Linked DNA regions of Homo sapiens: region 1 is linked to region 2. A link is a contact called in ENCODE Hi-C or POLR2A ChIA-PET data. All regions are on one chromosome and are shown on one strand. The core of a region is the stretch at or near the end of the contact, and the rest is flanking DNA. Distances in the headings are between cores, read along the strand shown. Region 1 has its middle 16 kb from the start of OR5B21. Region 2 overlaps RTN4RL2 (reticulon 4 receptor like 2).

Evidence for each region. A loop is a pair of places that touch in the nucleus more often than their neighbours do. ChIA-PET counts read pairs that join two places held with the same protein, here RNA polymerase II (POLR2A). Pooled maps may share reads with other maps.
Region 1: a loop to region 2 is called in a pooled map, with 3 times the contacts of the local background. The contact joins two enhancer-like sites. A Hi-C loop is called at or near these places in 5 of 168 maps with a recorded cell type or tissue (OCI-LY7, dorsolateral prefrontal cortex, heart right ventricle and 2 more), 1 of 37 single-sample maps with no recorded cell type and 1 of 50 pooled maps. POLR2A ChIA-PET finds 5 or more read pairs at or near these places in 1 of 52 experiments (A673).

The regions. Positions count from the first base shown.
Region 1 is chr11:58,522,631-58,525,819 of GRCh38, forward strand. No RefSeq gene overlaps it. Among named protein-coding and RNA genes, the nearest start is that of OR5B21, 16 kb to the left of the region's middle. RefSeq lists a silencer at 1,966-2,260. Within about 2 kb of position 1,666, at least 17 of the 41 ENCODE cell types and tissues checked have a DNase peak (open chromatin) inside an H3K27ac peak, as active enhancers do.
Region 2 is chr11:57,474,044-57,477,670 of GRCh38, forward strand. RTN4RL2 (reticulon 4 receptor like 2) reads left to right here. Exons shown (of 3, transcript NM_178570.3): 3 at 2,119-3,491. The coding sequence ends at 2,868. Among named protein-coding and RNA genes, the nearest start is that of RTN4RL2, 15 kb to the left of the region's middle. RefSeq lists enhancers at 122-201, 263-763, 1,937-2,765, 1,983-2,132 and a silencer at 2,453-2,922. Within about 2 kb of position 2,133, at least 9 of the 41 ENCODE cell types and tissues checked have a DNase peak (open chromatin) inside an H3K27ac peak, as active enhancers do.

The sequences.
Region 1 (3,189 bases), core at 416-2,915, 1.0 Mb after region 2:
GCAGTAATATCAAATACGTAATAGTTCTCTCTGGATTATAATTAAACAAAGTAGCATGAATACCATCATTTCCAAAACAATTTTAAATCTTAGAGGATGACAACACCCTCACAACCTTTTTCTTCCCCTTTGTAATAGTGACAGATACTGCAAAATTGGACAGGAGCAAGAAGCTTGTACTCTAAATATGCGAGCTATCCACAGGATGACTTAACCTTAAACTACAGAGTTTCACTGTGCTCTGGTGTAAAAAGCATCAAGAAGTGATCAAACACTATTTTTGTGTATTAGTTTTTCATGACGATATACAATATACGTTCTGTACCAACACTGAGTTTATTTGTTCAATGTAAACAAAAAAGAGAATTTATTTGCTCACATAATTTCCTAGTCTATGGTTAAGATGCTGCTATGGTAGAACTGAGTGGCTCAAAAAAAGAAAACACAGCCTCTCCATTACTTGGTTCTACGTTCCACTGTGCTGGCCTCTTTCTCAGACAGCCTCCCCCAAGTGATGATAAAAATATTTATCAGCAGCAATGGGTTTTTATTATCCGCACAACTAGAATTCCAACGAATGGGAATGTTCTTTCTGAATAAATCTAGTAAAGGTCATTGGCTTTGCTGAGGTCACATGTCTATCCCTGATCCAATCACCTTCCTTCAGAAGAACAAAGTACTTTTATTGGTCAGACCTGGGACTGTACCTATTTCTGAGGCTGAGGTTAAAGTCAGCCTTGCCTAAACACATGGACCAAGAATGGGAGATGCAGTTCTTTGTGGAGAAACTAGACTGTGGGGAAAAACAGCTCAGAAATTCACTCCCCTTTCATTTCACGTCCCATCCTCAATTATATCCAATAATATTATTCAACATAGCATATCAAAGTCCAAAAACATTAAAATCCAAAATCAAATTCTCTAAGTTAAAGTTTAGAGAAAGTAAAGCCTTCTTTGATTCCTTGGTCTGTTCATTTTCAGCTTTAGGAGTTTTTCCAGTAACACCTGTGATCTGAGATATCTCTCGCTAGAATGGAGGTACTTATCCCAGGAAAAATGTTATTCCCATAATACAGTATTTATTGTGATTTAATGATATCCAAAATAGGAAGGGAAGATGGATGGCTCTCAACAGGGTGCCAGGAAGTTTATGCAATTGTCCGTAATCCATGGTCTATGAACCTAAACACAGTTAGGAGACTTCTCCCCACGGAAAATCAATTTAGGCACTATACGCTGACTATATCTAAGGTAGGGGAATGTCCTACATAAACTGTCTCCTTTCTTATAAATTTGAGACAACACTGCCTTCTGGCAAAGTTATAAATTTGCAACAAGTACAACCCAAGCACCAGCTTTTACCTGAGATTTCTTTCTTTTTTATCCTGTGGATCCCAAGAGATTTCCATTTCCCCACTGAGCTCTGTGTTCCCAGCACTTAATGTGCTGCACTGATGGTACCTAGTAACACAACCTCCACAATATTTTGGGGACAGGCAATCTCTTTTTCAGTGTCATATTTCAGTGGCTGCCACCACTGCCTTATTGAGGACGTGCTTATGCCTAAGACACTCGCCTCTAAAGGAAGCTGCTACTCTTTCTCACCTTGATTTCAGCTGCAAGATCTCCTTTTCCAGACTGCCAAACTGAAGGTGCTTTTGATGCTTCTCAGTGGTGCGCCCCTAGGGGCCCAGGAAGAGCAGTGCCACTGCCGCATGTTCCTCAGGACACCAGCATTCCTGGCTCTCTCCTCTGCCTTTGGGTTCTGTAAAGTTCTTGGACATGATCCCTCAGGATACTGACAATGCCTGCTTGCTTACCTTCTACATTACCTTGAAACTCAGAAACTCCAATATTTTCACTTTTGAACACACGAATTCAAGATTCATTGTCCTCTTCCCGCTTCTTACCAATATCCAGCTTTTAAAGTATTCACATCTCCTCCACAAAGCCCTTGTGCTTTCGGGAAACTTAGTCCTGCTTGTAACTTTGGAAATAATTCAGTTTGGTTTAAGCCAAGCTGCAGAATCCATTCCCCCAGCAAAAATTACTGGTATGTGACCTAGGCTAGACCAGTGAGGATGAATCCCAGAACTTTTGCTTGCAAATGCTCGATAAAAGCACTCTTGCTCCCCCTACTGGTTATGAAACAAGAAGCATGCGCTGGCAGCCATCCTACAACTCCAAGAAGAGTGTGTGATAGAACTTGGATGGAAAAATAATTGTTGTCTTTATCAAAGTATTACCTTGGAAGAGACTAAATTTACTTCAAAGAAAAACTGACCAAACTAATTGAGGGACTCCCCTTTGAGAATACAGTGCCAACTCTAGAGCATATTCCTTTCTATATGTTTATATTCACTGGTGGAAAATCCCTGTCCTGTGAGGGTGGGTTTTATTTTTTAAACATCCTAGAAGTTACTCAAAACCAAAAGTAAATAAGTACGTGATCAATTTTAGTAATGGCATTTCCAGGGTTTTTAAAAAGCAGAACTTTTTACTTGTGAGTAGTTTCCTTATTGCTAAAACACTGGTCCTGAAGTCAGTATCTCTTTTTGAGCAAATAAAACCACTTCCGTTCAATGTGGGAAGAAAGTGTTTTCACTTCTTAATTACATCTTAGTGAACTCTGGATTTTCTTTGACATTTAAAAATAGTTAAATTCTATTGAATCTCAAAATAGCTAATCCTTTTTAAAAAAGTTTTAGCACCTGTACATTTCTTTTTAAGGGCTAAAACTCCAAGTTTATTTTGTCAAATTGCCAAGGCAACCAAGAACATTGCCATATTAACACCTGCGTGTGACATCGTTGAGTGAAGACATTGCAAAGAGGATGTTTAAAAGTTGAATGTGTGTTCTGCATAGTCTGGCGCTCTCAGACAGCCAAACAGGATAGAGGCCAGATGGTTCCGTATCTGTGTGGCCTCCCACATATCTTACATGCATTTGGAGTTCCTATTTTATAGAATTAACTGTTGCCAATTCCTTGTAACTCTCACAACCCCCTTATTATCCATTCCAACAAAGGACATAGATATAATAAAGTTTGGCAAGAAACATTTAATCCATTTCAGCTCTCCCAAGTAGTACTATTCCTCTATCAATCTAAAGACATCAAATTTTGTCCTATTTTTAAAAATACCTCCAGTGAAGGAGTTTTCGCCAGTAACTTATCTCAGAATCAAGGA
Region 2 (3,627 bases), core at 883-3,382:
GAGGAACCCCATTTAGGTGTTTTGAGTGGCAGGGATTCCAAGCCTACCCCCTGGATGGGCCTGGAAGAGAACAAGAGCACCAGGCCATGGTGAGTCAGGCTGAGGCCAGGGAGGTGCAAGGAGCCAGCTGGAGGCCTGAGCCAGGATTTGGGGTGGTGGCAGCAGGGGGCGGAGAATGGTGGTGTCAGAGGCAGCCGAGAAGGTTGAGGGGGACGGATCTCAATGTGGCCAAGAGGAGGGCTCTTGGCACGCTCAGTTCCTGTAGCGAAGAGGGCGGAAGCCAGATGGGAGGGGGCGAGAACAGGCAGGAGCACAGGAAGGTGGAGGCTGTGGGTGTAGGCTGGGAGTCAATGCCCTCCCCCAACCTGAGGCCTCCGACCAGGCTCCTGGGTGGCAGGCATGGGGAGGAAAGCGTCTCCCCAGGCAGTGAGGGAGGGAGTGCCACAGTCAGGGAACAGGCCCCCTGGGTGAACTGGCCTGAGCAGAGTGGATGCTCCTGTTCTGAGACCCAGACCTCCTGGAACCTGCTGACCACAGTGATGCCCTGCACAAGAGGGGAGGACCTCAAGGCAGTGAGGTCAGGGAGCTGAAGTCCTGCTTCCCTCTCTGGCAAGCCCTTATCTCTTTGAGCCCCAGTGCTCTCCTCTAAAAAAGTGAGCTGGGCTGATGGGTGCCAAGGCATTAGCTCCCAAGTCAGCTGATCATCAGAATCCCCTGGTGAGCTGGTTATAATGCAGAGTCCAGGAATCCCCACTGGCCGTGGGCCACACACACCCGCCGCCCCCCGCTGTTAATTCTGAACCATAGTTCCAAGGTCCTTTCTGCACTAATGTGGCCTGATTAGGTGACTCCCTAGCACCAGGCAGGTGGGACAGCGCCTCTAAGGGGAGTAGTAATGCAATGTGGCTTCCTTCCTCTCCTCCCCTGCCGCCTCTGGGGGTGGAGCTGATGCCCCTCACCCCAATACCCAGCCTAGTAGCAGTACTTTGGTTCCCCCAGGGAGCTCCTCTTTTAAAGAAAAGGGACAGGACCCAATTGTTACTGAGCCCCTATTGTCATAGTAGCCACCATTTATTGATGGTTGACTATGCACCTGCCAGATACTGTACCCTTAACAGCATTTATCATCCAACCCTCCTTTAGCCTGCTGAGGGGGTTATACATAATAAGGAATATTGTACATACTGAGGAACCTGAGACTCCATGAGGTTAAAACTTGCCTAAAATAACACAGCTAGGGAAAAGGCAAGCTGGATTTTGAACTAGGGCTCTAAGTGCTGAGCCTGTGGGCTTCATAATTGGACCAAATCCCTGTGTGCTGGGCACGTGTCCAGCACTTCCCTCATATGATCTTTATGTGAACCATCCTCTGGAATCCTCAGAACAAACCCAGGAAGTAGGTATACTCATCCCCATTTTACAGATGAGGAAACAGGCACAGAGAGATGACTGGCTTGGCCAAGTTAAGAATAATGGCTAACAAACAAAAACAAAAACAAAAATTAAAAAAAAAAAAAGAATAATGGCTAACTCATGGAACTCATAGAACTCCACAAGGAAAGGTGTTCTAAGCACCTTCATACATGCTGCTTCATTTAATCTCTACATTATACAGATGAGGAAACTGAGTCACAGATATCCTGAGTGACTTGCCCACGGTGGCATCAGTTAATGACAGATCCAAGATTTGAAATCAGAAAGGCTGGCTCCCCAGTCTCCATACTTCACCAAACCAGAAGTTCTGAAACTCAAACTGTGGTCCTGCCAATGGCCACACTGGCTTCCCTGGGGAACCTGTAGACATGGGGATTCCCAGGCTCCACCCCAAACCTCCTGAATTAGAAACTCTGCCCCCCGCCCCACCCCGCTCAGAGATCCGCAGGGGATCCTAATACACCCGAAAGTTTAGGAACCACTGACCTCACCAATACCACTTTTTCCACAGCAAATAGGTTAGAGGAGGCAGAATCCAAATCCAGGATGCTATGAATCAAAAGGTCAACCCTTTCTCTTCTGCCACGGTGCACCCCCTTCCCTCCCCCGGCCAAGGCCCCAGCGGGGTCTGCACCCTACCTCAGGCCCATTCTCTTCTTCTGTGCCCCACTCCACCCCACCCAGGATGACTTGTTCGCGGACCTGGCCAACCTGAGCCACCTCTTCCTCCACGGGAACCGCCTGCGGCTGCTCACAGAGCACGTGTTTCGCGGCCTGGGCAGCCTGGACCGGCTGCTGCTGCACGGGAACCGGCTGCAGGGCGTGCACCGCGCGGCCTTCCGCGGCCTCAGCCGCCTCACCATCCTCTACCTGTTCAACAACAGCCTGGCCTCGCTGCCCGGCGAGGCGCTCGCCGACCTGCCCTCGCTCGAGTTCCTGCGGCTCAACGCTAACCCCTGGGCGTGCGACTGCCGCGCGCGGCCGCTCTGGGCCTGGTTCCAGCGCGCGCGCGTGTCCAGCTCCGACGTGACCTGCGCCACCCCCCCGGAGCGCCAGGGCCGAGACCTGCGCGCGCTCCGCGAGGCCGACTTCCAGGCGTGTCCGCCCGCGGCACCCACGCGGCCGGGCAGCCGCGCCCGCGGCAACAGCTCCTCCAACCACCTGTACGGGGTGGCCGAGGCCGGGGCGCCCCCAGCCGATCCCTCCACCCTCTACCGAGATCTGCCTGCCGAAGACTCGCGGGGGCGCCAGGGCGGGGACGCGCCTACTGAGGACGACTACTGGGGGGGCTACGGGGGTGAGGACCAGCGAGGGGAGCAGATGTGCCCCGGCGCTGCCTGCCAGGCGCCCCCGGACTCCCGAGGCCCTGCGCTCTCGGCCGGGCTCCCCAGCCCTCTGCTTTGCCTCCTGCTCCTGGTGCCCCACCACCTCTGACTGCGGTGCTGAGATCGAAGAGGCCAGTGTCCGATCCCCGCTTCCCGTCCACCCGGGGCTGCGGCTCCGGCCCCAGTCGCCCCACCTTCCCTGGCCTTGCTGCCTCCCTTTCCCCTCCCAGCTCCTCTCCTCCCCGGGGAGCAGGCCGCCTCTCCTTGCCTGCCCCCTGGGCTGTCCTGACTTGTGGCAGCCCCAAGAGGGCGTGTGTGGTGGCTCAGCCCTGCCCTCCCCAGTTCTGGCCATTAACTCTTCCCCATCCCAAGGCTGGGGTGGGGCCCCCCAGGCAGCCGCTGACCCGCACTCCTAAGGGCCCACAGCGGACACCAGAGGGGCTTTTGTCTGCAGAGCGTCTTCCACCAGCAGAGCCTTTGGAAGCTCCCCCAGGGAGCCCCACCCAGGACCCTTTGGGGGATGCCTCAGTCAGGGCCAGGCTGACCCTGACCCCTGCTTACCCTAGTCCCCTCAACCTCCTGACACTGGAGGAATACTTTTCTCCTAAGTCTACCCTGGACACTTTTTAGGGCACCTGGAGAGAACTTTCCTCTCCACTGTGGCCCCTGCGTGGTGAAGATCAAAAGAAGTTGTTTGGGAAAAAAAATTTATTAAAAAATTCTATTATTTTATCTACTGTAAGATTTGTTGACTTGGGACCCCGAAAGCGGGATGAGGTCTCAGAATGTAAGGATTGCAGGGCCAGGAGGGTTGGAGAAGGGGAGCCGTCCCCCGCCATCAAAGAGCTTCCTGGTGGCTGGAGGTGGT